3 separate regions of the Mus musculus genome follow, and all the other regions are linked to region 3. The links are chromatin loops, found by intact Hi-C in ENCODE. Cell type or tissue: heart. All regions are shown on one strand. Each heading gives the region's core, and the rest is flanking DNA. Links, peaks and the distances in the headings are about the cores only. Region 1 holds the start of Gm2696 (predicted gene 2696). Region 2 holds the start of Trpm2 (transient receptor potential cation channel, subfamily M, member 2). Region 3 overlaps Ube2g2 (ubiquitin-conjugating enzyme E2G 2).

Evidence for each region. Hi-C counts contacts between places; a loop is a spot of excess contacts. Peaks named below come from ENCODE experiments on the same cell type or tissue, not always from the same donor. Only the 100,000 strongest peaks of a DNase experiment are listed, where the experiment ranks them.
Region 1: it touches region 3 in a loop (3-fold over the local background); 5 of 42 quality-filtered maps call a loop at or near these places.
Region 2: a loop joins it to region 3, with 2.4 times the contacts of the local background. A loop is called at or near these places in 8 of 42 quality-filtered maps.

Annotation. Positions count from the first base shown.
Region 1 is chr10:77,811,585-77,821,543 of GRCm38, forward strand. The region is part of intron 1 of Tspear (thrombospondin type laminin G domain and EAR repeats); the gene reads left to right. It overlaps Gm2696 (predicted gene 2696), which reads left to right and starts at 3,038. Exons shown (of 1, transcript NM_001205009.2): 1 at 3,038-3,820. The coding sequence starts at 3,098. The coding sequence ends at 3,820. Gm9507 (predicted gene 9507) reads right to left here and starts at 305. Exons shown (of 1, transcript NM_001370816.1): 1 at 1-305. The coding sequence starts at 259. In heart, for the core only: a CTCF peak has its summit at 4,123; no DNase peak of the experiment used is centred there; H3K27me3 peaks cover 600 bases.
Region 2 is chr10:77,966,330-77,976,288 of GRCm38, forward strand. Trpm2 (transient receptor potential cation channel, subfamily M, member 2) reads right to left here and starts at 3,543. Exons shown (of 34, transcript NM_138301.2): 1 at 3,454-3,543; 2 at 2,828-2,970; 3 at 522-767. The coding sequence starts at 683. In heart, for the core only: a CTCF peak has its summit at 6,020; DNase peaks (open chromatin) are centred at 3,552, 4,352 and 5,012; H3K4me3 peaks cover 905 bases; H3K27me3 peaks cover 3,617 bases.
Region 3 is chr10:77,622,898-77,632,856 of GRCm38, forward strand. It overlaps Ube2g2 (ubiquitin-conjugating enzyme E2G 2), which reads left to right. Exons shown (of 6, transcript NM_019803.3): 2 at 7,829-7,864; 3 at 7,952-7,997. Among named protein-coding and RNA genes, the nearest start is that of Ube2g2, 5.6 kb to the left of the region's middle. In heart, for the core only: CTCF peaks have their summits at 4,795 (motif pointing right) and 7,299; DNase peaks (open chromatin) are centred at 1,304, 1,794, 3,234, 4,814 and 1 weaker place.

The DNA.
Region 1 (9,959 bases), core at 859-8,858, 190 kb after region 3:
ACTGCTGGCAGCATGAGGGTGTGCAGCAGGAAGATTGGCAGCAGGGGCTGGACACACAGCTCACTGGGGTGCAGATGAGGGTCAGGCTGGGGGCTGGGGCACAGCAGCTGGACTGGCAGCAGCTGGGGACACAGCAGCTGGACTGGCAGCAGCTGGGGGCACAGCAGCAGGGCTCACAGCAGCTCTCTGGGCAGTCATCCACCTGCCAGGAGGAGTTGGTGCGAGCGTCAGAGCAGACAGACATGGTGGAGGCAGCCATGGCAGTGTTGGGCTGGAGTAGAGTGAGTGAGTGCGTGACTGTGAGTGTGTGAGGGGCTGCGCCATCGGCTTTTATCCCCCTGTGCTGTTGTTGGCTTGCCCTCCCTTCCTTGTTGGTGAGCCTTGTGGCCATCATCAGGGTGTTTGTTTTCCTGGGATGTTGTTTGTCAGGTCTGTTTCCTGACTGTCTCCTGCTGGAAACAGTGATGGAGCAGTGGCTATAGGTGAGTCTCTGTGAGCAGTGAGGTTGGGATATCATAGGTGGGACTTGTCCCAGCCATCCTATGGCTGCAGAGATGTCATCCAGCCGTGGCTGGCTTCCAGGATCTTTGCTCCCTCTGCAAGAATCAGTGCCAGGGGAGCACTGTCCTCAGCCTAGTACCCCTCCCTGAGTCCAGCTCTGCATAAAGACAGTTATCACTTTGTGACAGTGTCTGGAGGCCAGAGGCAGTCAATGACCCATCTACAGCCATTGAGTTGAGGGTTCAGGCACTGGTCTGTAACTACCACCCCTACAGTGTCTCCTCAGCTCCTACACCTCTCTGTATTGTGCTATGACTCCATCCACTCTGCTCCGTGCCTGCCGTCCACTCTTGTCCTTAGTTAGGGCTGCAGGATGGTGAGCTTGGCCCCTCCCTGCTCAAGAAGGTTATCGGTTTCCAGCCATTTTGACTCATCCTGAAAACAAGTCTCTCGGGTTCTAACCCCAAGAAGCATAAAGTGCATGCTCTGTAGAAACCACAGGAGCATAGCATGGGCCAGGAACCCACAGAATTCTCTTGTCTCACTGATCAGTGTTCTGCAGCCACGTCACCCAGCCTTGCCTCTCAAGCGCTGGGATGAGTATCTACAGCCACTGCTTTAAAGTTGAGTCTCATATGTACACAGAGCTCAGTGCAGAAGATGCATCAGGAGGTTAGTCTTCATCTGAAGCCAGTGCTGACTGTGTCTCACTACATGTATGCACACGCATGCACATGTATGCACACACATGTGCAATGCACATATTCAGAGCCCATTCTCCACATCCTAGGGTTGTCACCTGGCAGCCACTGGCAGTGATTTAGCTGACTAGTTGCTGCTGGGATTCACGTGGGATCCATTTCCCATGAGCCTCTCTGGTCATTGCATGTGCAACACAGGAGCTTGTCCGATGTGCTTCTGTCCAATGGTCCTTGAGCCATCCACGTGGAAGACTCATTACCATAGGCCACACCAGCAGCAGAGCTAGGCCTAAGCTTGTAGACTGTCTGTGAGGTGCACATGGGGCATCAGCATTGGTCATGGGCATTCCCTGGCACGATGACATCACAGCCCCTGAAAACGTGGTGCCAAGGTGACCCTGATTAGGCTTGTTTTCAGGAGGAGTCAAAACCAAAAGGCAGAGCCTTATTATTACATTCTCCCACCCAGTTGGGGACATGTGACTCAGGGTTCCCTGTTCAGTGCATATCCATGGATGGCCACAGAAAGATCACAAGTAGATTTGGGGATGCAGATCAATGTTAGAAAGTAAAAATCAGAATCCACAAATGGTGAGGACTGACTTTTTGCCTGTCATCCATCCAACCACCTGCTCATCCACACATCTATCTGCTCATCCATCTCTCCATTCATCCATCCCTCCATCCAGCCACATGTCTATCCATCTACCTATCTATCCATCTATCCATTCGCCTATGTATTCCCACTTCCATCCATCTATCCATCTATTCCATCCATCCATCCATCCATTATCTATCTATCTATCTATCTATCTATCTATCTATCTATCTATCTATCTATCTATCTATCCTCTATGTGCATATAATATGTATGTGTATGCATAAACTTGTCTCTACACGTACAGAGTTCAACAACACAAACTGTTGATCCACCACGTTCTTTAGCTTAATTCAAGAAGTTCCTTTTATGTAACCCTGTAAAGAATTGTCTCTTTTTAACAGCTAATAGAGTTCTAGACGGGTCCATGTGTGTATCCCCTGTTGTTGTGTGACTCAAAATAACACACATTTGCTTCATAGTCTGTGCATTGGGAGACCTGTTATAGCAAACCTGGCTCTGTGGAGCTGTACCAAAGCTGAGCCAAGCCCTGATGGGTCCTTTGAGCAGATCTCTTTCCTGCTCACATAGCTATTGAGACATTTAAGACCGAGTGCCTCAATTTTTCTTCGGCTGTGGAGCCTCGTCTTCCTCAGGCAACCCTATCTATGCACAGCTTGTGAGGTGCAGCTTCTTCTACAACAGGGGGAGCGCTCCCAAGACATCAGCATCCCTGCGGCAGCTGCTGCAGTACTGACCCTTGCTACGGGGCATGGCCCACCACACTATAAAGCTGCACATGATGAGCCCAGGGGCAGGGTCTGCGGCAATCTGTCACAGTCACTAGGCAACATCACTTTTGCTTTTGTATACACTGCATGCTGAGCCTCAGAGGCGTTCTGCACTGAGAACTGATTCTAGAAACAAGACTCAGAGGTCCCCTGTGGTGGGACAACCCATGGCTATCTCTGGTGTTGTCCTTGGGAGTGAAGATGTGGGATATTTAACACACAGCCTCTAAGGTTCCTGTTTGCAAAGACGCATCTTGTCCAGCTCAGGGTGGGGCCACCCAGAGGTGAGGAAGACCAACAGATAATGCATATACTCAACATGTTTACAAGGTGAGAGACAGTTGTCAGCTAAACAAGGAATAGTGTTAATGAGACTGCTGCGTCAGCAAACAAGGAAGGGGACAGCCAGGGAGGAGAATAAAAGCCAAGGGCTCAGCACCTCACATACACACACACTCACACACATTCACTCAACATACACTCACCCTTCTCCTGCCAACCTTGCCATGGCCGCCTCCACTATGTCTGTCTGTTCTGACACTCGAACCAACTCCTCCTGGCAGGTGGATGACTGCCCAGAGAGCTGCTGTGAGCCCTGCTGCTGTGCCCCCAGCTGCTGCCAGTCCAGCTGCTGTGTCCCCAGCTGCTGCCAGTCCAGCTGCTGTGTCCCCAGCTGCTGCCAGCCCAGCTGCTGTGCCCCATCCCCCTGCCTGACCCTCGTCTGCACCCCAGTGAGCTGTGTATCCAGCCCCTGCTGCCAATCTTCCTGCTGCACACCCTCATGCTGCCAGCAGTCTAGCTGCCAGCCAGCTTGCTGCACATGCTCCCCCTGCCAGCAGCCCTGCTGTGTGACCCTTTGCTGCAAGCCTGTCTGCTGCACACCCATCTGCTCTGGACCATGCTGCCAGCAGTCTAGCTGCCAATCCTCATGCTGTCAATCCCCCTGCTGTGTGCCTGTCTGCTGCAAGCCTGTGTGCTGCACACCCATCTGCTCTGGCTCCTCCTCCTGCTGCCAGCCCTCCTGCTGTGCTCCTGTGTGCTGCAAGCCCTGCTCCAGCCTGTCCCTGCTGTGTCGCCCTGTGTGCAGACCTGCCTGCTGTGTGCCCACCTCTTCCTGTTGTGCCTCCTCCTGCCAGCCCAGCTGCTGTGGCCCAACCTCCTCTGTGTCCCTGCTGTGCCGCCCTGCCTGCTGCAGACAGGCCAGCTGTGGACAGAAGTCCAGCTGCTGATTCTATCCCCGGATGCGTGCTGGAGAGTCAGAGATCACAGAAGAATGTACCCACCAAATGTACTCACCATGGCTGACCATGGCAGTGCCCTCCTCTGCCCCTGCCTCTCCAGGTCAAATGATCTCACCTCGTTGTGACCATCCCTCCTTTGAATACACTTGAGCCTTCTGAGCAATAAAGATGCAAACTGAACCTGTGTAGACTCTCATGGTCCTCATTGGTATCTCATAATTCCTCCTTTGCACAGCAATCCGCTGTCCTTTGGAGACCATTTGTGCTCATTCAGGAAACAGCGCCCCCTGTCATCGCGCTTGGTAACTGCACCTCCTCTATATAATGCCAATCAAACCTGAGCAGGCCCTTATGTGCTCCCTGCTTCCCACAGAAGCTCAGGTGACACTTCTTCAGGTGCCTGCCAAGTGCTGCCTCAGCTCCCCTGTGGTCTGCCACTGTCCCATGTTTAGCAGTGTGAGAGTGTGTGCTAGCACCTGGAATCAGGTCTGGCCATGTGTCTGTGAGCAGACCTCTCCCTGCCCTTGGGTCTAAATGCAGAGACCTTCAATGTGTGGGAGGATTTGGGCTGTAATTGAAGGGCAAACACACTGGCTGGACACACAGGCCAGGCACACTGGGAAGTCTGTGATGTCTTTACCATCCTAGAATCTTGTTTTGGATGAGACCATGTTGGCATCCCGGGATGGTCCTGACTCTACTTCAGCAACCATCAGGTGAACTCAGCTTGCAGAGGGTGAAGGCAGGGAGTGATGCTCCTATTTCAAGTTCTTGTTCTAGGATAGGCAGGTGTCTTGGCAGCAGCTGTTCATGTGCCTGGTACTAGTCACAAGCTCAGGGTGTGGCTCACAGTGCCTGGAACCAGGATTAAAACAGCTCCTGATTCCGGTCTATGGGAAACGCTTTGGCCTGCCCTGACTGTGGGGAAAGGATACCACCCCAGTCGGGGTGCTAATACAACTGTTGAAGTCCACATAAGCAGGAAGAGGTCGGTGTAGACACAAGCAACCCTGCCCCATCCTGACATGTCACATCATGGTGTAGCCATTGGGGGGCGGCCTGAGGCCTGAGAGTATGAAAAGTTTCACACTGAGTGAAACTTTCTCTTTAGTTCTTTATTCAACGGAGGCTACTGTCTAGTTTCCTGGACATTCAGCAGCAGCACAGGGGACAGTGCCTGGTATGGGCTGAGGTCCCTAGAGGCCTGTGCTCTGCCTGTACCCTGGGAGATGGCAGAGTCTGTAGAGATGGCTTGGTTAGAGATGTGTAACCATTCAAGGTCTTTGACATAGTGTCATGGTTTGAATATGTTTGGCCCAGGAGTGGCACTATTAATAGGTGTGGCCTTGTTGGAGTAGGTGTGTCACTGTGGGCGTGGGCTTTAAGATCCTTACTCTAGCTGCCTGGAAGTCAGTATTTTGCTAGCAGCCTTCAGATGAAGATGTAGAACTCACAGCTCCTCTTGCACCATGCCTGTCTAGATGCTGTCATGTTCCTGCCTTGATGATAACGGGTTGAACCTTGGAACTGTAAGCCAGCCCCAATTAAATGTTGTCCTTATAAGAGTTGCCTTGGTCATGGTGTCTGTTCACAGAAGTAAAACCTTAACTAAGACAGACAATGTGGCTGGATGGCAGTGGTTCCATCTCTTTCCTTCCAAACATGATATTAACGGTCTTCTCCACTTTCTGTTCTTGTCATGACAAGGCTCCTGTCCACAGGCCCAAAGCCACAGGCTAGCCCACCATGGACTGACACCTCCGCAACCATGAACCTAAAGGAACTAGTGATCTCAAATATCATTTATATTGATGGAAAGCCACCTCATTCAATGAGGCCATATCTATCTTCCCTTCTACCCTGCAATGTCCTGAGGTCATATCTCACCTCCCCCCCTCCATTATGACTGTGATGGCTACCAGACATAGGCTGGGGGCAGAGGCACTGGCCTGGGGACTCCCCATTGCTGTACCACTAGATAAGTGATGTCACACTGCCTTGCCCTGACTGAGCCTCACCCAGACTCAGCTCTGACCTGGAGGTCAGTCATCAAGTCAAACACTTACCTGGCTCTTATTTTATTCAATACAACTATCTAACAAATAAGACAATAGACTCATCCCATTTTCTCAGTGAGAGTCACTTGCTGGACAGGGTTCAGCACCTGACCCGTCCAGCAGGTCCAGTTATTCGAGGATCTCGAGGGGACCTCCTCCTAATAACCAAATGGGGGGTAGAGAGAGACGAGGGTCTTGTACGAGTAACGACACGGAAACCGTTCTGAAGTTGTATCAAGACCCCAAAATGTATTAGCCAGGCCCAAGGTTTAAATACACAAGCAAAAGGGGAAGTGCCTTTCAGCAGGAAGGATGGGGCAGTAGAATTGCACAAGGAAACCGGGAAGTACAGATACTTATCAGCGGGAGGGATGGGGCAATACAAGCAAAAGGAGAAGTATTTATCAGTGGGAGGGGGGCAATAGAATTGCACATTCTTAGGCAGTTACACGGGGAAGCAGGAACTTGGTGGTGTCAGGGTGTGGTCAGGAGAGCGGTGATGACCCAGGGCTGGAACATCCCGTGGTTCTCGGAATCCATGTGTCGGTGGCCCGCTTTTGACCCCCTTTTCTTCTCAGGGGGAGAGGCCCAATTCAGAGATCAAGAGTTGTCTTAATAGCTCCCAACAAGCACCAGGACTGGAGACCCAGTCAGGAGACTGCCCCACATGGTAATCCAATGAGCTCCACCAAGGGGCTCTAATCAGGATTTGAATATCCTTTGCAGGCCTGTGTGGACAGAGCTGGTGATGTTTCTCTAGGACCTCAGAGCCCTGAGGCTGGGGCTGGTGCATCTTGTGTCTGCCCTGGATCTGCTGTCAGGCTTCCTTCTGGGGCGATGCTGGCTGCACAGGGCAAGCCTGAGCAGTGGTGGGTCAGGCCAGGTAGTAGCAGGTCAGAGAAGGATTCTGTGGAGTCACAGAGGGAAGTGTGGTTGGGACTGGAAGATATCCTGTCCTCAAGCACAAGCAATGGATTCACTGTAGCCTTGCATACTCTCTCATCCTGGAAGCTAGAAATATGCAGGGCCACTGCGCACACACTACACATACACACTGCACATACGCAGTGCCACCACACAGTTCCCTCACACACTGCATACTGCCCACACACCCTGTACACACCCTGCACACACACACTGCACATACACTGCCCACACACACCGCATATACACACTGCACATATACACTGCACACACACACCACACGCACACTGTACACACTCTGTACACACTGCAATACACTCCGCATATGCACACTGCACATACACACTGCACACACACACCACATGCACACTGTACACATACTGTACACACTGTAATACACTGCACACACTGTACACACTATATACACACATTGCATATACACACTGCACATATACTGCCCATACACACTGCACACATGAATACCACACACACACACACACACACACACACACACAGTGCACACACACTGCACAACCTGCTAGGAGGACCGTGAACCTGTAGGAAGGAAACACTTAGTTAGCCCACATCATCTGTGCACAGCCTTGGCTCCAGACCACAGTATCGGGCTGACTACCAGGGAAGGAGCGAGATACAAGAGCCCAAGGGGCTCTAGCTGAATCTGCATGGTGGGGTGCAGGAGAATAGGGGCTTGATGCACTGTGAGGTTGTTGGGAGCCTGCCCAAGCACCAGTTCTCTCTGGAAAGCAACAATGGGGGAGCACTGGTGATTTTCGGGGGCAAACTAAATTTTGTGAGGGCTAAAGTGTTGCTTATTTCGTAAGATTTGTCTGGGGGACCTTTGGGATAGCATTGAAAATGTAAATGAGGAAAATACCTAATTAAAAAAAAAAAGATTTGTCTTTCTTAACTCTTCACTATTCCGAGGGCAGAAACTACTGGCTTCAGGTGATTAACACCTGCTGTTTAACAGTGGAGGGTTAAGTAAAGGATTTGTTGCTAGGGTTCCTTTCTCTCAGGAGCCAGCCAGGAGCCTCTCATTGGTCAGGCAAGAGGCTTGGAGCTCGTTAACTCTTTGTGAACCAGTGAAAAAAGAAAGAAAAAGTATTTACATCTTTTACACAGGCAATAGGCACAGGCGCATTCACCTATACACATATCCTCTGGTTGGGCCCAGTCACCTGCCTCATCAACTCTACAAGTATTCATGCATACTTACATATATACCCATATACTTACACACATGTATAGACATACTTATACATATATACATTTGGTGGTCAGGGCTGAACTCCAGATGTCACACTTTATTCCTCCTCTCTAGCCTTCTTTTACCTTTTTAGACAAAAATTATTTTGGGAAATTACCTCATAGATAAAATGTTGCACAAAGAGAGAGTTACAGAAGGATGTCAGTAGCAAGTTCAAAACAGTGTTTCATTCTGTGAGCCCATTATAAGTTCAAAGCAAACTTCCCATGGCCTTGCTTTATCACAGTGCACACCTGTGGCCTCATCCTTCGGCCTGACCTAGAGTGAATGTTTTTCCTTGATCACAAATTTCTCCCAAGCCTCTTTCTCTCTTTAGTGTAATTGTGAACGCTCATTGTATTCCTTATCATGCAGCCTTTGCTTACTATTCTATGAGGAGGGGGCACATTCTAGTCTTGATTCTAACTTTATTACATCTTTCTAGCAAACAACTAAAACCATCTCTTGAAACTTTCTTCCTAAAATGATCTGAATCAGATCGGGAATTCTATAAAATCACTAATTTATCTAAACAGCATTAATTCACGAAAGCTCATCTTTATGTTAATCTGCAGGAAATCTGTCCAGTAGGGTGCTCTGGTGCCCCTGAATCATTAGACTGTGTAACAGGGATAGGAGAAGGCGTATCAGCTGCAAGAAACAATCCTGAGATGACGTCTCTTGGGACATTGCCTCTCAGAATTCACCTATCATAAGCCATGCAACAATGGTGGGCCACCTCCAGCAAAGTCACCTGCTAACCTTAGCCTCCCCTAGATGGCTCCTGACATGGGTGCTCTGTGCTCTGAAGCTGGGCAGTGGGCACATAGACACTGAGTGAGAGTACTTCCCCAGGCTTGCCACAGGCTGGAGACAGCCAGAAGAGAGGACCTCCCCCAGGCTAGGAGCACTCTGTCTACACAGAGCAGCTGCTTGTTCTAGTCATGTTGTTGACCTTGCCCTCAAGCACAAACTCTGTGGCCAGCCCCATCAGAATGTCACCAACAGGGACCCATGAGAAGATGGAGCTGGCTCACAGGAGTGTCCCCGCAGGAAGGAATCTGTAACCGTGGGCTTTTTTATCCACACTCAAGTTGCCGAAATAATGACTCTGAGACTGAATTATTTCTGCATAAATACCTAGGTCGTAAGCTGGGGCTTGTTCCCCGACTAGCTCATAACTTAGTTAACCAGTTTATTCTCCTCTGTGAGTGTCATATGGCTGGTTACCTCTTCACAGTTTCATGTGCCTATCTCTATCCGCATTTGGGGTGAATCTCTTCCCATGCCTGACTTTATCCCAATTCTCTCTCCCTGCCAGAACTCCCACCCCCTGTTTCTTGCCTAAGCTAAGAGGCCAACAGCTTTTTCTTTTTTCTTTTTTTTTTTTATCAACATGTGATGCTTCCATACAGTACACAAGAGATTCTCTCTACAGGAGTCAACATCTGTCAGTGGAAAAACCAAATCAAACCACACCCATAGGACAGAGCAGTATGTTCGGACCAGGGAGGGAAAGGATTCACACAATAAGCCAGCGCAGTCTAGGATGGAAGCAATGGATAGAAAGAAGTCCAGAATGGCAGAGCCAGTGAAATTAAGGGACAGATAGTAAAGTCGTGCATTAATGACATGTGAGAACCAGGAGCATGATGGGGGATGCTAAGGCCAAAACACACCAAGAGCTGAAAACAGAAGGCCAAGAAAAGCCTGAAATTATCAAAGATGAGGCCTGAGACAGGAGGTAGGCCTGAAAAGATCGGTTGAACCAGAATCACAGGCAGACCCGCAGTCATGGGGTGGAGCCGGAGTCACCGGCAAAGCCAGAGTCACGGGTAGAGCCAGAGTTACAGGCAGAGCCAGAGTCACGGGCAGAGCA
Region 2 (9,959 bases), core at 1,175-9,174, 340 kb after region 3:
GCCTTCCTGGCCACACACTCAAATGTACTTTCAATGTGATCACTCTGAAGGGGCCTATTCATCCCGTTTTGTCCCCACTCAGAAACTAGGCCATAAACCATCTTCTTTAGCAGCAGACCCCAACGTCCAGGAACAAGACAAGAAATTCCCCACCCGAGGAACAGCCTGAAGATAGCCACTGAGAATGGAAGATATCTCAGGATCGGCCATCTGCACTGGGCAGCCCATCCTGTGCTTAATCATTCATGATGCAGGAATGCAGCCCATCCCCCATCAATGTGGTTTTAGATTACCTAACCCTAACAATACAATAATAAAACGTTTACCTATCTTAAACCTAAGTCACTTTGCTTCTGTAGCTGACCCGCCTGTCTGAGTTGTTCTGAGACTAGAAGCTGCAGTCACCGGATGCTCCTTTTCTGGCCCTGGCTGGGGCAGCATGAATGGACCACCTAACCAATGATGACCATTGAGCTGCCTCTGTGGCCCAGAATATAGCAGGCTAGCCACCAGAAACCTACCTTCTCACTGCTGAAAGAGCACAGAAATCTCCTGCTCTTGCAAAGGCTGCTATTGCTTCGTCGGAGATTGGGGACCATGCCCAGGTCAGTGGCCCTCCTTGACTGCACCCCAAAGCCCTCCTCCTGCTCAGAGCCAGTTCTTCTCCGGTCCAAGGACTCCATCCTCCACGGCTCCAGATTCACCCGAGGACAGAGACCTCTAGATGCCTTCAGGGAAATCTCTTCTCATTTGTGAGACTGGGGATTCTGAAAATAAAAACACCCCAAGAGAGAGGTCCTGAAATATATCTGAAAGAGGAAGGTGAGGATGCATTTCTGAGCAAACACATCCACCCGTTTCCCTTCTGGAATTTTCATCTATTTCCCCTTTGTCTGGACATCTCTCTGAGCTTCCAGAGTTCTATCCCTTGGCAGAGCCCTTGGACAGTCTACAAGCTCACAAGCATATAAGGACCATAAGAGCCCATTCCTAATGGGCATAATCCCAGCTATCTCTGAAATCCCACAACTCACCAGCTCCCTGAATAAGAACCCAGACCAGTGAAGGAAGACCAATTCCTGTAGCCATCACATGGGTTGCAGTTCTGCATCTCGTGATTATAGAAATCAGTTGACCAGGCTGGGCAGTGGTGGCGCACACCTTTAATCCCAGCCCTTGGAAGGCAGAGGCAGGTGGATTTCTGAGTTCGAGGCCAGCCTGGTCTACAGAGTAAGTTCCAGGACAGCCAGGGCTATACAGTAAGAAAGAAAGAAAGAAAGAAAGAAAGAAAGAAAGAAAGAAAGAGGGAGGGAGGGAGGGAGGGAGGGAGGGAGAGAGAGAGAGAGAGAGAGAGAGAGAGAGAGAGAGAGAGAGAGAGAGAGGAAGAGAGGAAGAAAGAAAAAAAGAAAACTACAAACAAACAAACAAAAAAATTCCAAGGAAACCAAAGGTATTCATTTCCATAGGGCTTCCCTGGGCCTGAGACATACCCCCTAACACTGTTCTCTGATAACAGTAGCCCCTCACCCCACTGCTCCAACAGGCAAACAGGAGGGGTTGCCAGGGGGCAAAACCCAACCGCACACCTCAGTCCCTCCCTGCGATGAACACCACTTCTCCGACACCAGTTCCCAAAGCTGTTCCTCTGCCCACTCGCTGATCAGCCCTCCTCCCTGATCTCTCCAGGGCTCTTGGGGCTGAACTGTGGCAACAGATTTTGGCTTCAGAGAGATGCTCTGGCCCCTCTATCTGCTGTTTTTTCCCCAGGCATAACCCCAGGGCTGTGAGACTAAATACTAGACCAGCCCCTTGCAAAGCTGCAAGAGTCCAGGACATTGCTTGTCCCTGTGCAACTTTTCAGAGACTTAGTCTTGTACACTCAGTAGCCTCCCATCTACAGAGAAACAGAGAAGCCCACTTGACAACAGAAGAAAGGAAGCTAATACAGCAGTTGGTGTGGAGAGACCTATATTAAAGGCAGCTCCTGAGATAGCCTGCCCTCCAGATGCTAGGCGTGAGTACACAGTATGCCTGTCTGAAGGCTTGGCCTGTCCTAAGGACTCCGAGGTATTTGAATCCAGATTCACATTCAGACAGCTCCTGTCTCAGCACAATCACTGAGTCTCTGCAGATGTCCTCGAAAGCCAGCTGCAAACCACCCTGAGATGCTCTCCCACCTGAAGCCACCACTGCTCTTAGGCCACACTGTGACCTTGGCTCAGCTTCTTTCTCCCCCCATCCTCTGTCCAAAAAGAGTAAAAGGCCATAGATGGAGTCAGGAAGACTGACAATGCCCTCAGTGGGGTTCCCCAGTCACTGACACCTATGGGTGTGTGTGTGTGTGTGTGTGTGTGTGTGTGTGTGTGTGTGTGTGTGTTCAGAGTACTCCAAAGGGCAAAGAATGAATGGACAGACAGATAGAGAGGACTTGGCAGAGCCTACACCCTGGGTACAACATGACATCTGTAAATGTATTCATCTGGGTCATCAGAACTACCTGTAGAAGACAGCAGGCTGGAACAGAGCAAGGCCCCCATGTGGGATGAGCCTCCAGACCTGAGCTCTATACACACACACTGGTAGAGACAGGAAAGGGCTCAGATGTGAGGAGGAGGAGTGGTACACCCTCCGCTACAGCCTCAAGCAACTGAATCCAGCCCCTGCTGAGAGAGCCCGGTTAGGAATGGATAGAAGATAGCCAAATCCGACTGGGCTCTGGGCACATCTTCCAAGTAGCTAGTTACCCTCAAGACTCCTGGACCAGCGTGTTTCTGGCCACCACACCCACCCCGGCACACAAAAGTACCAGCAAACATACGGGACTTACTTTATTGGGAGGGAGGGCTTATGAGCCCTGGCTGGGGGCTGGGGCATGTGGCACCTTCTTTACCTCACTCACTGAAAAATTCTGCATCTCTCAGGCTTCCCAGTAGCTCTCTGCTTGCTCCCAGGCATCCTGGACATACTGGTCTGGAAAGCAGTTCAGATTTTATAAACAGCTAACCACAGGAAAGGGCACAGAAGCTAATGCCCTCAGTCCTCTGTGAGGGTCCAGAGAAGAGCGGGAGCTGAGAGCTATAGCGCGTGGGCACAGGTCACACTGGCTGACATTGAGTCTGTGCCCCTGTACCAGCTCCAGAGCCTGTACCTAGATGCAGCTCAAACCCTGCACTCCCTCAACACCCCCAACTTACACCTCTACTCCAGGGAACACCCTCCCCCCCACCCCCCCCACCCCAGGCTGAACTCTCTGCACCAGAAAGCAGTCGCATTCTAGCTCATGCCTGCACCCAGGTCGAAGACTTAATCTTTACACTTCTGTCACACTCAAAGGACACTGCAACCCGCTCCCCTCCCCGCATGAGCCCCTGCAATCAGCGTTCCCATCCCCCAACTGAACCCCCATTTCCTCTCCAGATACTGGGTCAGCGCCCCTTGACCAGCGCCGGGTACCTGCTCAGAGGCCGCGCACCCCAGCGTCACACGCGCAGCTGCGCAGGACAGCCGCTCTCACCCGCATCTCATCGCTAGGCGCAGCCTGAATGGCCCGCCCCGCACTCTGCGTCACTCAGCCTGATTGCTTGGCAGCCGCAACTAACTAAGAACGTGGAGCCAAGCATGTGCTGGGCCTCCTGAGATGCTCCACTTGCGGGTCAGCCTCTTCGGGACACCTAGAAAGGCACTTGCGGCCCCGGGAATCAGATCCTCCACAAAGTGTAGGAAAAGATTTGTATATGCCTTGTCTTCAAGCCCTGAACCTCGAAGGAGGCAGCCTGGTATAAAGAGCCAGGGCGCCCCTGTTGGACCTGAGCGGACTTAAGTAGCCGCCTCACTCCTGCCTCAGTACCCTCCTGCTAAAAGTCCCTTACAGCTACCCTCACATTAGCTGTGCTCCTCACAGGAGCACCCAAAGCCAAAGACAATTCCCAAGGGGACCTAAAGACTGGGGCAGCCTCAGGGTCCCTCCAAGTGTGTCACACAACAGAGGAGACAGAAAGAACCAGTAGGATGGATCCTAAATTGAGCCTGCAACAGGGCTGGTTTCAAAGATGCCCACCCTATCCCCAGTTACCCTGAATGTGTTGTGCCTGGTTCCTGAGCGTGATGAGGGCTGTATTGACTCCTGGGAAGACGACTGACACTTCCTTCATCCCTGAATCACACTCTTTCCTCTCCGTTCCCAACACCAGTCTGCAATGCCCAACAGAACCCCTGAGCCATTGGCTTCAGTGCCAAGAACATGAAGAGGATTGGTGTATGTATGACCTCTGATGTAAATTGTGGGGGATCTGCCCAGGAAGTCATGCCTGGCCAGCAGCTTCCTTCCTCATTTCCTCCCCAGGACTAGGTCCTCCGTGCAGACCCTGATTCAGCATGTACTGTTGAAGGTCCTTCTACAGCCGCCCTGTGGCTTCCCCTCCCCAAATGAGGCAACCAGCCTGCTGATGCTCACCACGCCTCACATCTTCCCATCCAGCCACCCCAGTCTGGATGGAGCCATGGTAAAGATGCACTATTTGCGCTGGGCGTGGTGGTGCATACCTCTAATCCCAGCACTCGGGAGGCAGAGGCAGGCGGATTTCTGAGTTCGAGGCCAGCCTGGTCTACAGAGTGAGCTCCAGGACAGCCAGGGCTATACAGAGAAACCCTGTCTCCAAAAACCAAAAACCAAAAAAAAAAAAAAACACTGTTTGCAGGGACAGCACTTGTATGAAATGTTGTTAGGAATAATGCCATAGGTGGAGGTGGAGGTGGAGGTGGAGGTGGAGGTGGAGGTGGAGGTGGAGGTGGAGGTGGAGGTGGAGGTGGAGGTGGAGGTGGAGGTGGAGGTGGAGGGGGCTGTTTCTCCTCCAAAACAGTGAATGGCGAGGCAGGTCACAGGCCAGATAACGTGCATGTGGTCACCGGTGCAGTGACTCTGCTCTATTAAGTTGCATGCTGCACGGGCATCCAGATGGCTTGAGCACCCAGATGACTTCCCTGTCCCCTGCTGTCTGGCAACTAAGGCTCCAGGAGTGGTAGATTAGAGACTGAGCTGCCACTCCCAGGGAACATGCCCAGACCCATCGTTAACATGTAAGGAAGTGGTTACCCCGCCCCCCCCATGCCGTCTGCGCATGCTCCTTCCCTAAGACATCTCATTAACTGAAATCACCACGGGCTGTTAATATTTCATAAGACAGTAATTGCAGCATGGCCAGCTGATAAGCGGACTGGCCTCTGGTTCCAAGTAGCCCAGGCCCCCTGAGGGAACATCATCTAAGGTGAACCGGCCAATGAACTGTGCATACCCATGAAGTGTCTGTGCTGTGTGGCCCCGGGTGGCTCTTTCTCTTCTAGAGAAGAACCACGGGTTACAGGAAGGCCACATTGCATCTTCCAAGATACATTACAATGGCATTTATGAACTATCCATCCATAAAAATGATGGGCACCATCCATAAAACGTAGATGCAGCACACGCTGATCTCGCCAGAAAGTCGCCTCAATTCTGATGAGGGAAATTTCAGCACAAGGAGTTTGGTTGGGTTTTTTTTTTTTTTTCAATTTTGTTTAAAAGGACATTATGCCCAAGATAAAAAGCCCCTGCTTTGGTAGCAAAAAGAAAACCACAGAAACGTGGTGATCTGATGGCTCACTGCGTGGGGGTCATGAATGAGAAACCGGGTGAAGGAAGCTACGGAAGGAGAAGTCTTGGAGCAGAACATCCGCACTGGCTCTACAGAGCGCATTAACTGCTCTGTCCCCGGTGCTGACTCTGACTTTGTATTAAGAAGAGCAGACTAGGGGGTTTGTTAAGTGGACCAGCATGGCTGTGTGCTAAAAAAATAAAAGAAAAGAAAAAGAAAAAAATTATTTACAAAAACAGGCAGAGGGCCAGATTTGGAGCTGAGGCCCAGGCTAGAGAGTTCCAGAAACATTGTAGCAAAAGAACTGCTCCAGAGAACTCGGTGGTGGGTGGGAAGACACTGTAGGAAGTTGTAAGAAAAGCCTGTGATTCGGAAAAGAGCCGCTGTGTGGCGCTGGAGAGCTGCCTCAGACTGTAAGAGCACCCGCTGCTCTTTCAGAGGACCCTAATTCAGTTCCCAGGATTCACTTGGCAGCTCATAACCACTTGTAACTCCAGTTCTGGGAGATCTGATGCCCTCTTCTGGCCTCTGTTGGCAACTTCCCAGGACCTGGCTCTGCTTTCACCTTTGGGAGGAATATCAAAGTGGGGCCGGGGGAAGGGGGCGTGGGGGGGGGCGCAGCTTCAGCTAGAGGAGAAAGGGACAGGGCTGGACAGAATCATCCACACTGTGACCTAGGTGTGATCGAGAGCCAGAGGCTATGGCCATCACAGCTTTGTAACCTTAAGACCTGTTTGGGTGCCCATCTAATCTTCATCCAGTGACTGAAAGGGAGCATGGCCTGGGGTCGAAGTTGCCTTGGTCAGAAGACAAAGTTTCAGCTGTGAGCGATCAAGAAGTGGCCAGCAGGCAGCCAAATGAAAACCTGCCCTGGTGTCAATTTCCTCACAGACATCACGGCTCTCACCAAGGGCTGGCTCTGTGCTCTGCTGTAGCTGCTTCTGTCTCAGCCACCTTTCCTGCCCCTGACCCTGGGGTCTACCAGCTCTGCTACTGCAAGCCTGGGTAGAGAATTCTTTTCCAGGGGAGATGTATGCAATGTCAAATGTACACACACACCTCCATATATGGTCTTAACCACAAACCAAACTGAGATGTCACCAAAGTTCACCTTGGAGAACCAATGATTTTACTGGGCTTACTTATAGAAAATGCATGTGACATTACTGGTGGGAATCTTTGGGGGTGGGGCATCAAAGAAGCTACACTGGAAAGTCTTCAGGCAGTATGGATGATAGCTTCCCCCAACAGCCTCGTAGATGCAGCCCCCTTCCATTAGCCTCCTCTGCTTATTTACTCTCTCATGTCCCAAGACCACATGCAACTAAGGACAAAGTTGGATACAAATGGCTGGGGGGGAAGGCAGGCTAAACTCTCGGGTGAGGGTCCAATGACCTCCCCCTAACCCCTCATTCTATCAGAGAACATCAATAGTCAGCCAGGCTACTCTGAATGACCTCTTGAAAATTAGCACAGTTAATCTGATGGCGATGACATTTTACAACAGCCGCATTCCTCTTCTGTGGGGGCAGAAGAAGAGGTAGGCGTCAAGTGTGGGGTAGCTGTTTCCTCTGAATTGAAATTTTTACTTGTTAAGGGAGAATGGAGGGCTCATAAGATTGAAAAACAGCAAAGGAAACTCACAAGGCTCAGGAAGCTCAGAAAGTTACAAGACTCACAGCCGGGCGTGGTGGCGCACGCCTTTAATCCCAGCACTCGGGAGGCAGAGGCAGGCGGATTTCTGAGTTCGAGGCCAGCCTGGTCTACAAAGTGAGCTCCAGGACAGCCAGGGCTATACAGAGAAACCCTGTCTCAAAAAACAAAAACAAAAACAAAAAAAAAAAAAAAAAAAAACAAAAAAAAAGACTCACAAGGCCCCTCCCCAAGGTTAGATAAACAGTTACAGTTGCTGAGATGAGGAGACTCTCTGAGCACCCACTGCCTACAAGTCCTTCAGGGAGCTTGATGGATACAACTTTGGTGAGTGGTCACCCATGTTCCTATAATGAACCCCAATAAACTCATCAGTTTATCAAACTGAAGAGAGAATTGTTTCTCTGGTCTGTTGTCATTGCCCTATAGATGATTGTTTGTGTCTCTGTAGGAAAAGCCACACAACACTAGAAAATGAACCTCAGCCCCACAGAGAGGGAACAGCAGCATCAAGAAGTGTCAGCACAGGCTGGAGAGATGGCTCAGTGGTTAACAGCACTGACTGCTCTTCCAGAGGTCCTGAGTTCAATTCCCAGCAACCACATGGTGGCTCACAGCCATCTGTAATGGGATCTGACAGCCTCTTCTGGTGTGTCTGAAGACAGTGACAGTGTGCTCACATACATAAAATAAATAAATACATCTTTTTTTTTTTTTAGAAAAAAAAAAATGAAGTGTTTGTTCTAAGGAAACCAAGCAGTAGCAGAGAAGGGCCTCCCTGTTCACAGCAATGCCAGGCTCGCAACTGCCTGGTCCTTTAGTGCCCCGCCATTATAACCCCTCTGAAGGACTACAGACTGCAGCTGAGGTAGTGCACACCCAGTTCATGGACAGCACATGACTCAAACAGGGCCAGTTCCCACATGCAGGCTTGAGGAACTTCTTGAAGCCCTTTTCCTGCCAGATGTGAAACTGCCAACTTCATACCTCGAGTAGGAGGCCAACCACAGTGGTCTTGGGTCAGTAGAACATAGGATGCGGCCATGCCCTGAGAGCCCTGGTTGCCCCCCAGGTGAGAAGCCACAACTCGAGTTCCTCAGGCCTGGGAGGCAGTGTTTTCGTTTTGGTTTACCTAAGTTGGAGTTACTTTTCCTGTCTGTGCCAGAGTTCTTTGCTGGGAAAGACACCCTTCTGCGTTTGAAATGAGACCTTTGTGATAGGTGCCAAACTTTATGCAACTGTTACAGAGAATGGAAGTGGAAAGCAGAAATTGCAGAGTTTAGGGAAGCCCCTTGGCAGTTCTCTTGAAGTAGGACGAGAGCATTTGTGGGATACTGGGAGCCAAGTGCCCTCCTCCACACACCACTGTAGATACAGGACCAGACAGACAGATGGGAAAACAGAAGGGTTCTGCTCCGGGCTTGCACCTAGGAATGCCAGGGTGCTTCTGGGACCGTGTGCAGGATAGCCATGAGTCTACATAGACTGTTGGCTGCAGCTTAAGAAGGAGACATTCGGTCATCTCTCAGCACAGTGACCTTCCTATGTGGCCACGGCTGCTGCTCCTCCTACCTTCCAGATCATATACATTTGCTGGTTGCTTCTCTTGGGGTCAAACCAGCTTGGAGCTGTGGGGGAAGGGAATTCTAGGAACACAACTGAGCCCAGGCAGTGCGTTCTGATACCATGTATTCTTTGGGATTCCTTCGTTTAAAATCTCAGCTGTAGCCATCTGGTCCTTCCATTAACCAGCAGGCACTCCTGCAGCCACCAAATATGATACAGTCTGAAGAAGCCCCAGGGGCTATACGACACAGCCACCTCCGGTCTTTCTAAACCAGAGATGCCAGTGAAACCCAGAGAGAAGCAGTTGTTTTCAGGTAGATGCTATACTGCTGCAGGAACTCAAGGGAGCACTGATCTAGCTCAGCTGCCTACGACTTCTTAAGGCAGGAAAAGCCACAAGCCCTGAAAGTCAGCCCTGCTGTGTAGGGGGTCCAGAGGGCGAGTGAGGGTGGGGTGTCTTCCCTGTGGTAGTGGGACCTTCCCAGGCTGATAGTCTTAGGGTCGTTGCTGACAGGACAGCCCTCAGAAAAGATAAGGAATCAGTGACAGGAGGAAGGGAGGAAGGGAGTCAGGCGATGGTCAGGGCTATTTAGCAGCTGGCTAACTAATCTGTGCTTCTGTGGCTCTGACTCACTAGCAGCCCCGTCCTCCTTTATTTATTTATACAGGTTGCACAGAACAAAGATAGGCTAATGATTACCCTAGTTGTACGGAATATGTGTTTTGTTTGTTTTATTCCATGTCCAGGTTACAAGTTCAGTTACAATTAGAAAACAGAATAGGTTTTATTCCCTGTAACCCCAATGTAAAGAATCTAAAGACTGTCTCCTCCAAAGCAAACACATTTACTATAGGACAGCCTGCTTTTAGACTGGCAGTGTTTGCAGTTTGAAAACACCCCAGACAAACAGAAATATCTGAACCGGTCTTTTTATGAATAGGAAACATTAATATCTAACTTCTATGATTATATGTTTCATCATCTAGGCTATAAAGTAGGGAAAGTTTCTTTTAGTTGGTCTATCTCATTGAGTTCTATTCCTCCAGGGTATATACCCTGTACAACCCCCTATCTTTAAACTACATTTTCAGAGAGCTTAGACGCCTATA
Region 3 (9,959 bases), core at 1,173-9,172:
TCTGTTTTACTTTTTCAGCTCTGTGTCTAGATTGAGACACATCCCCTTTATCTAAAAAAGAGGGAACAGCATTTAAGCTCCGGGACAGGGGTTTAAGTTTTGACCACTTCTACCCAAGGGTATTCACATTAGAGAAAAACTTATCCGCCACAAAAAGCCTCTACTCGTACGTCAGACAAAACGTATTGTCACTTAATTTGAAGTTAAGGTTGTGAATCATCTCCGTGTGAGAGAGAGAAGGAATTTGGTTAAAGAGGGAACTCTAAAATAGGAAGGCTGGCGAGGGGCTCAGGGGGTTCACAGAGGAGAAGGACTCCACCTGCTGTGGCTTCTTGGAAGAGGAAAAAAAAGGGCAGGGAGCTAAGGGTGGCCCCAGGCTGACAGCTAGTCTGGGACCAGTGTTACAGCCATACGGAACTGAGTTGTGCCAGCGACTTGAATGGACTTGGGTTGCAGCCCTGAAACAACCAGCTGTCTCGGCTGGGCCCAAGCCCACATGGAAACCATGAGGTCATCAATGGATATTGTTTAAGCCTGTGGCAGCAGTGATGGAAATGCATCCAGCAGTACAAAGCACGAGGAGCGAGGGAGGGAGGGAGGTTTTTTCCGTGTCCTTGTGAATTCAATAAAAGTCCCACTGAGTGTTTTTCTTCCTTTATGGTATAAAAGGTTTGTCCTCTGTTTAAGACCATGTACTCTAGTATTAGGTAGATTCAACAGGAACATCCAGGTTGAATTAGAACATCCGAGGTTGGGCTAGAGCGAAGGTGTTCTTGCATACCTGATTGTACTGTAGATTTAGAGGCGATATGACCTTGAGTGTGGTTCATTGTCTAACTTTTTTTTAATGTGTTTTTTATGTGTATTTTTATGAGTATTTTGATTACACATAGGTAAGTGTGTCATATGTGTGCCTGTGCCAGTGGATGTCAGAAGATGACATCAGATCCCCAGGGACTGGAGTTACAGCTGGTTGTGAGTCTTTGTGTGGGTGCTGAACTAGAACCTGGATCTTCTGCAAGAGCAACAAAATCTATGAGTCATCTCTTCATCCCTATTGTTTTTCAGGCTCCTTGTTTTTCTTTTATAGCAGTTGAATAACAGATATAAAACGATTAGACTGTGGTCATATCACAAAAAGAGCCAAGCGAAGACCTTAGACTGCTCCCAAGTGCAGTGTCCTGTGCACGCAGAGGCGGATATTGAATGTCCCACTCTGTCGCTCACTCTCCACCCTCTTCTCTTGAGACCAGGCCTGTCATTGAACCTGGAGCTCATCAATTCAGCTAGAATGGCCAGCCAGTTAGCCCCAGACATCTTCCTGTTTCCTCCCTTGCCTCCAACTCTGGGGCTACAGGCACCCATGGTAAATAAAGCCTGCCTCTTTTTCATACGGGTGCCAATACTCGAACCTGGTTCCTCTGTAAGAACAGTGTGTGTTCTTGTGTCCTTGTCATATGTTTCCACAGCTTTTCTTCTTACTGTGACAGACAAGGGAACAGTGGTCCAGGGCTGTTGTAACATTGTCACCACTCAGATACCATAACAGACAGCATCTCATGGTTTGGAGATAGAATTAGAAGCCCACTTGTGGCCTGGGCTGTCACCCTAGGCAGGGTGGGCTTTTGGGGAAGGTCCTTCCTCCCTCTCAGCTCTAGAGTGCTGGCTACTGCGGGTTACTTAGCTGTGCTAGTGTAAGTCCTTCCTCTCCTGTACCTTCCTGTGGCCATCTGAGCCTGGGTGTGTCGGTATTCAGATTTTTCCACTTGAAATGTCAACAGTCACTGGCTTAGGGCCCAGCCTAGTCAGAATGTTCTGTATTTAATTCTGGTACATCTGCTGAGACTGTTTCCAGACAGTGTCACAGTTCCCACATTGGGGTAGACTTGAGATTGTTTTACAATGACAGCTGTTTTTGTGTATTTGTGGGTGGGCAGGCGAGTGCCACTGTGCATGTGCAGAAGTTAGGACAACTGACAAGGGTCACATCTCCCTTCTGTGTGGAGCCTGGGAATTTCGAGCTTGGCCTGTCAGACGAGGCAGGAGGTGTCTCTGCCCACCAAGGCAGCACGTCAGAGTAGGGGCGTGAACCAGAGCAGAGCTGTTCACCTAAGGCCAGACACGGGAGAAGTAGAAAGGCTGGGTCCCTGCATTCCCCTTAAGGATCTGCTCTCAGTGCCTCCCCTGCTTGTTGCCTGGCCATGCTGCTGCTCCCTGCTATGATGCACTGCCTTTTCATAAGCAGGCATTCTCTCATCTCAGGTGACTTTCCTCAGGCACTTTGTTACAGTGATGGCCAGCTGAATAACTCGGTGTCCATGATACCCTGCTTGCAGAGCAGAGCAGGACAGTGACCTAGAGTCTTCATCTTCCCAGCACCACCAAGAGTTAGCGACATACCGAGTTGTCATTCTTTCTCTTTCTATTGCCGTTCTGTCTCTGGACACTGTGTGGTTTTCGTTTGTCTGTCTTAATAGAAGTTGTACAGTGTATATATATATATATATATATATATGTGTGTGTGTGTGTGTGTGTGTGTGTGTGTGTGTGTGTGTGTTCTTTGCTTTGCCCTGGGAGCTCTTACCAGCCTTGTGTCAGTTTCCTTTCTCTTGAAGCTTGTGACGGCAGCCTCCTCTCCTTGCTCAGTGGATTTCTCTTTATGAACAAGCCAGCATCCCTCTGTTCTGCTCCTGGCAGACACTGAAGTTACTTGCAGTTTGACTCTTAGAAGTACTGTGAGCAGATTTGAAAATCTCCTGGTGGACATGTGCAGGTTTGCATTGGAAGCATAATTTAGAGCCGTGCCGCATCTGTGTGAGCAGCCGGCGTTACAAGATATGCTGACCTGTTGGTCACTGTGGCTCTTCTGGTGTGTGTGTCATGGCCACCACAGCTGAGTTAAGTGTGTGCTACTGCTCAGGCTTTTCACTCATACGTTATCCTTGGGGTCTTCACCTTGTCTGGTAGGTGTTAGATGGCATCCTGGTGGCTTGAACTGTATGTTAGTGATTGCAAGTGAGGCAGCGGGATCCTTTCACATACACAAAAGGCCATCTCTGCCTTTTCTGCCAAACGTCTGCCTCTGGCAGGCTTTACACAGCGCTGACTTTTTCTCGCTGGACTGTAGGATCCTGTATGTTTGAGTGTGTCACATCCATGCTGTGAATAATAGCATCCTTGGAGTGCCCCGCCCTGCCCTGGGACTGCTCTGTCCCTTCTCCCCCCTGCCCCTCCTAGGTAGCACCGATTTGCTTTCACTCACTGGAGTCTTGGTGCGCCCTTCTTCGGGCCTCTGCACTCAGCACAGTTGTGCTGAGCTTGTCTGTGCTGCAGTGTACCCTTACCCTTCCAGCAGCAAGTGATGAAATAGAACGGGCAGTTACAGCTGTTGTGTAAAAGTCCTGGCAGGGCTCAGCAGGGTGGAGTGAGATTCCACTATAGTTCTCTGAGTCGCCATTGAAAATATATTGGTTGTTTACTTCTGGGAATTTCCACTGATATTTTGATATTTTCAGACCTCTGTTGACGTAAATATTCACAGACAAGGGAGCACTGGCTTGTTTCTTTTCTTTTTAAAGGTTTTAATTTTATTCTGTGCATTTGGTCTTTTTCCTGTGCATATGTCTGTGTACCAGGCGCATGCCTAGTGTCTGCAGAATTCAGAGGAGGGAGTTGGATCTCCTGCAACTGAAGGTGTGAGCTGCTGTGTGGTTGCTGGGAACTGAACCTGGGTCCTCTGGAAGAGCAGCCAGTGCGCTTAACTGCTGAGTCGTCTCCCCAGCCCAGCAGTGTCCTTTGTAATATAGAGTCATAGCCCATTGCATGGTCAGGCTGCACTGTTTAAACATTGGCTTCTTGATGACCATTGAGGTGCTGCCAACTTTTGGCTGTGACAACAAGACCTGCTGTGAACATTGTGTGCTCGTCTCTGTGGCATCTCACTTTGGTTTCTTCTGCACCGACGCCTGGTTAGTGTAAAAGGAAGTACCCAGTTGTTAGTGTAAAAGGAACTACCCAGTTGTTCGGTATAGCTCTGTCTAGTCTCACTGGCACGGTGCTCCACCACTCTGCCCCTTGTGTTTGTTTTTCAGCTCAGGGTTTCTCCATGTAGTCCTGGCTGACCTGGAACTCACCCTCTAGACCCTGCTTATCCGAGGCCTCAGTGAGGACGTGGGAGGATGGATCAGGACCTGACCTTACTTGACATGTAGTTTCTTCTCCATCTGGTTGTCTCCTCGGCGTGTCCAGGAGCTTCCTGTGCAGTGTGTAGGAGTAACCTCTGCAGCCATCTTTCTTGTTTTTTTTTTTTTTGTTTGTTTGTTTTTTTTTTTTTAAAGATTTATTTTATTAATATATGTAAGTACACTGTAGCTGTCCTCAGACACTCCAGAAGAGGGAGTCAGATCTTGTTGGGGATGGTTGTGAGCCACCATGTGGTTGCTGGGATTTGAACTCTGGACCTTCGGAAGAGCAGTCGGGTGCTCTTACCCACTGAGCCATCTCACCAGCCCTCTTTCTTGTTTTTACCAGTCAAGGCTTCTAGAAATGGAATCACCAAATTCGAGAACAGTTTATAGTTTGTTTGTGAGATGGCTATTTAAGCTACCTTTAAGAAAAATAGTTTTTAAAAAAATCACCACTTAAAGGGAATGGTTTTTGAAAGCTTCGGATATGTTTAGTAATTGTTTCTCTTCTGGAACTTGTGTTTATCACTGAATGTGGAAGTGTGTGGTTTTATGATTGTTAACCAGTGCACATTGTCCTGAAGACTGCCTGCTGTTGATTGCAGTTCCTCCCTGACCAGCAGGGGTCACTGCTGGATAGCAAAGTGACTGGGATGGCACAGGCTGTGTTGAGCCTGGGTCTCCATTGCTGGTCTCTAGATGCAGGCTTGAAGGAAGAGTATTCAGGGACAGTCTAAAGGGGACTCCCACAGAGCATACAGCTTGGCTGCATTTTGCCCTCGGTGCCCCTTGTTCACAGCACCAGGCCTCTTCCCCACCCCTACATTTCAGCAGGTCAGAATCTATCTGCCTCCTTTGTTGAGTGTTAGATTCTGACGACTGAGAATGTACAGGCTCTGCAGACTGCTCTGTTGTTGTTTTGTTTTTTGTTTTTTGTTTTTTTTCGAGACAGGGTTTCTCTGTATAGCCCTGGCTGTCCTGGAACTCACTTTGTAGACCAGGCTGTCCTTGAACTCAGAAATCCGCCTGCCTCTACCTCCCGAGTGCTGGGATTAAAGGCGTGCGCCACCATGCCTGGCCCGACTGCTCTGTTCTTTATCCAGTCTGTTCCTGTGAGGAGCTCCAGAGGGACACTGTAGAGCTAGCTGTGTTGCCAGTGTGTGCCCGTAGCCTTCATGGTACCTGATGTCCGCCTCCTTGCCTCTTTGAAGTGTACACACATCTATCTGTACCAGGGCTCTTACCCTTCTGTCTGTCTGGCTCTTTTCAAAAATCTTTTTTTTTAAAGGTTTTTTTATTATTTGTAAGTACACTATAGCTGTCTTCAGACACTTTTTCTTCTGGCTCAGGCCCTGCTCGCTCACTGTAGCTGTCTTCAGATACCCCAGAAGAGGGCATCAGATCTCATTACAGATGGCTGTGAGCCACCATATGGTTGCTGGGATTTGAACTCAGGACCTCTGGAAGAGTAGCCGGTGCTCTTAACCGCTGAGTCATCTCTCCAGCCCTCTTCAAAAATCTTAATTGCCACATCTCTCCAGCCCCTGGTTCACTTTCTCCCACCAATATTCTTATTTATGTTAATTATTGTGTGTGCTGGGGGTGTGGAAGTGCTCACACCATGGCACTCATGTGGGAACTGTGTTCTCTCTTCCATTGTGTGCGCATGCACTGGGCATCAGACTCAGGCCATCCCCTGCTGGACCTCTCCGTAGTCACGCCCTCTGTTGTGTGTCTTTCAACTTACTCTTCTTTCCTTTTTTTTGGGTTAATGGCCAAAAGCCCCTTAGATGGTCTGGCGTTGTTTTCCTTTGCAGGTTTCCCCACAGTATAGCTGTCCCAGCCCTTTGGTAATGGATTGAGTGAGTGCACACACACAGTTGAGAGTCGGCATGGACTTAGAGGTTCATGCTGTGGGACTTCTGGCCCCTTCCAGGGCCTGCTGTAGTTCCCTGTGCTGAATGCATCCACAACAGGATGTGCTGTCGATGTTGGACGTTCCTTCCCACCCCCACCCCTTTTTGTCTTTTCACTTTGCCCTCTCCACAGCTTACTAGGTATAATCTACTGCAAGGGGCAGCAAGGTGGGCAGTGGCAAGTACTCCCTGCCCTGATTTTTCTGTGAAATCAAAGGTAACCTCATTCATCTAGTATGTTCCTGTTAGAGCATGCATGTCTCTCTGTGGCCGCGTGTTCTCTCTTGAGAGTTTGCACTGTGCAAGACTCATGCTCTAAGTGCTCGTGTGTGGAAACTAGTTCAGGGATGGATGGATGGATGCTGACCTCAGCAACTTTGACCAGCTCACCATTTCCTATTGGCTTTCAGTTTCTTTGAATGATCTGTTTCCAATCTCTGTATCTGGTCCTTTTGCCTTAATCTTACTTGGCAGAGATTTATTAATGTTTTGGTTTTTCAGAGACCATCATTTGGCTCTGTAGGTCTTTTGTGTCCTTGGCAGATTGCATTCTGCCCTGGTTTCCTTACTGTGTTCTGACTTGTCCTAACGTGGCTGTTCCTTCTCCTTCCATTTGCCATTTTTCCAAATGTGTCCACAGGCTGTGTTCATTTGTTGGTCATTACCACACAGTGTTGGATATGAGTGACTTTATGAAACAGAACTGTTCATTTGGGCACAGTGGTGCGCACACAGACATTTCTCATTTGGGAGGCAGAGGCCAGAGGTAGCTGCAAGTTTGAGGCCAGCCTGGGGCATAATGAGTTTCGGCCAGGCCAGGCTTTATATAGTGATACTCAGTTGCTGTTTATTTGTTTTTGTTTTGTTTTTTTTTTTTTAATCTCACATTTTTGGATTTCAAAGTACAAGAGCAGGGTCAGTGGGAGAGCAGCGGGTGGCCCACATTGTGGTTTGAGTGCAGGGTCGCACATGAGGGTGTGATCACACCTGGAGCAGGAAACCAGAGAGTAGTTACCACCAATTGTGGTGTCACACACCCAGTGTCACACACTTTGTCATGCCCCCACCTCTCACAAAGGTTGTGTTTTTCCCCACCCCCACTCCTGCTACCCTGCTTTTGAACCTTGACTCTTAGGGACACACCCCAGACCAGAACCTGACATAGGTAAAAGTCATGCTGCCAAGAGTTGACATGCCACCTGGTGGCAGAGCTAGACACTGGTCTTCAGCAGGTGACCTTAAGTGGCTGTGATGCTGTAGTGGGCTCATCTGCCATTGTCTGAGCTTGTGCTGGGTGGTGGCACAATCAATCGCTGACCTAGAGAGTGGATCTGATTATGTCAGTCTCCCTGCAGCCTGAGCTTGGCCTCTCATCCTTCTGCCCTGTCACATTCAGAGAGGTTTGTGCCAATTCTTAAAATGTTAGGAAATGCCATTTAATTAAAGAATACCCCACTTTAGATCTCTGAGCCTTTGTCAGAGATGCTGGCAGGAGCACTCTGAGAGGCAGTCTGCCGCCTTTATTTCCACTTCTTACTGGTGTAAAGGGCTGCTCAGAGCCATATTGGTTTCAGGCCTGGGCACTTATCTGGGGACCAAGAGGCACCCTTTTGGAAGAAGTGTCCCCTGTAATCTGTAGTTTATATGATTCATGGAAGGAAGTGCTTTGCTAAGTGACAATGTAGCACACATTCTGTTTGGTAATGGCTATGTTCTTTCCCTTTATAGAATTAACCCTGAATCCTCCAGAAGGAATCGTGGCAGGTAAGGGGCTTGGGTAATTTCATTATGGTGTCCTTCCAGTTGCCAAAGCTGTCTTCTAATTAGGATGTGTTTTTTTCTTCCCTGCAGGCCCCATGAATGAAGAGAATTTTTTTGAATGGGAGGCATTGATCATGTGAGTTACTTTTGTGAATTACGGTGTGTCCGTTCCCCCCCCACCCCCCCGCCATGCTTTACTAGAAACTAGACATAAGAATCTCTAAATGTTGAACTCTGAACTTGAGTGGGCTCAAGTGGGCCTTGTAGCTTTCAGCTGTTCCTGGGCAGAAGCCAGGCGAACATGGATTCAAAGGAGATGATAGCAGTTCCTTAGAACCAATAGCCAATTTAGTTGTGAATATTAGCTTTACATAGCTTCAAAATGATATTTAAAATTTTTTTTTATTTAGTTTTTTTTTTTTCTCAAGACAGGGTTTCTCTGTGTAGCCCTGGCTGTCCTGGAACTCACTCTATAGACCAGGCTGGCCTTGAACCTGCTTCTGCCTCCCAAGTGCTGGGATTTAAGGTGTGCACCAGCAGCACCCATCCCAGATGGTGATGTAGTCTGTGGGGCCTTACTTGCCCCTTGGTTTCACATCATGGACAACACAGCAGGTGTCTCTGTGTCCCCAGCTGTGGGGTCTCTCCCCACCAGAGTGGCTGCCAGTGTGCTTTGATCCAGTGCAGTCACGACACTGTCTCCCTGGAGAGTGGCACGTCCCAGGGGATTCTGTCCCCATGACAGTCTCCCTTCAGGCTTAAGTCTGGGTGTCTAGAAGGTCTGATTAGCTGGAAGTTGGGGTTCCTATGACTCCATCATTGAAGCAGCTCCCTGAAACACTTGACTCACACCTGCAGTTTCTTCTGGAGTGCTTTTGGTTTGTTTTTTGAAGTATCTGTGTGAGTATGTGTGTTTTGCCTACATGCGTGTCCATGTACCATATGTGTGCCTGGTGCCTGTGAAGGTTAAAGAGGGTGTCAGGGTCTCTGGAATTGGAGTTAGAAACAGTTGTGAGCTGCCTGATGTGGGTGCTTGGAATTGAACCTGGGTCTTCTATAAGAGCAGCAGGTGGGCTGGTGAGATGGCTCAGTGGGTTAGAGCACCCGACTGCTCTTCCGAAGGTCCAGAGTTCAAATCCCAGCAACCACATGGTGGCTCACAACCATCCGTAACAAGATCTGACCCCCTCTTCTGAGTGTCTGAAGACAGCTACAATGTACTTACATATAATAAATAAATAAATAAATAAATAATTTAAAAAAAAAAAAAAAAAAAAGAGCAGCAGGTGCTCTTGACTGCTGAGCCATCTCTCTGGCCCTTCTAAAGGGCTTTCGAATAGTACAGATATGCAGTGAAGAGATCCTGGGCAAGGCCTGTGTACTTTGTAGCACATGGTGGATTCTTGTTCATCTTCCTGTGAGCTGCCATGTGCTGCTGTCCAGAGGCTTCAACCCCACCCTCTAGTACCACTCTCTTCTTTCTCTGATGCCTGTTCACAGTATGTGTGACTGACAGCCTGCATGGGAGCTCAGCTGGCCTGTCTGCTTAACCTTCTTGGCCTCCCCTTGTACATTATTTTATCAAGGTCGTGAGCCCAGACCCTTCAGGATGGAGGATGGTCTTAGCACCTATCACGGAGAAAGTTAAGTCAGAGAATTTCTTTATGACCCAATTTGACTGGTCTGTCTAAATGCTGAAGGCCCAACCCAGAAGAACAGCTTAGAAACCAGGAAGCTAGACAGAGAAACATATGTGTATGTTTATATGTGTGTGTGTGTGTGTGTGTGTGTGTCTCATAATATGTCCTTGCCATGGTGGATGAGCCTTAGATAGTGTGTGTGGCTTTCCTAGTAGGAAAAGGGCCCTCAAAGCGGCAGGTGAGCCCTCGGACCTACAGGAGCAGCAGCATTACACCTGAAGAGCCAAGGCTTTTGTTTCTTCTTCTCCCCTCCCCTCCTCTGCTTCTTATTTCCTGTTTGCTTTCTCTTGCATGCAGGTCCTGCATTGCTCTTGGTCCTGAGTGAGCTTATGGCTCCTAGCCCCAATGTAGATGCTGTGATATTTAACTTCTTAGAGTCACTTTGCTTGGAAATAGAA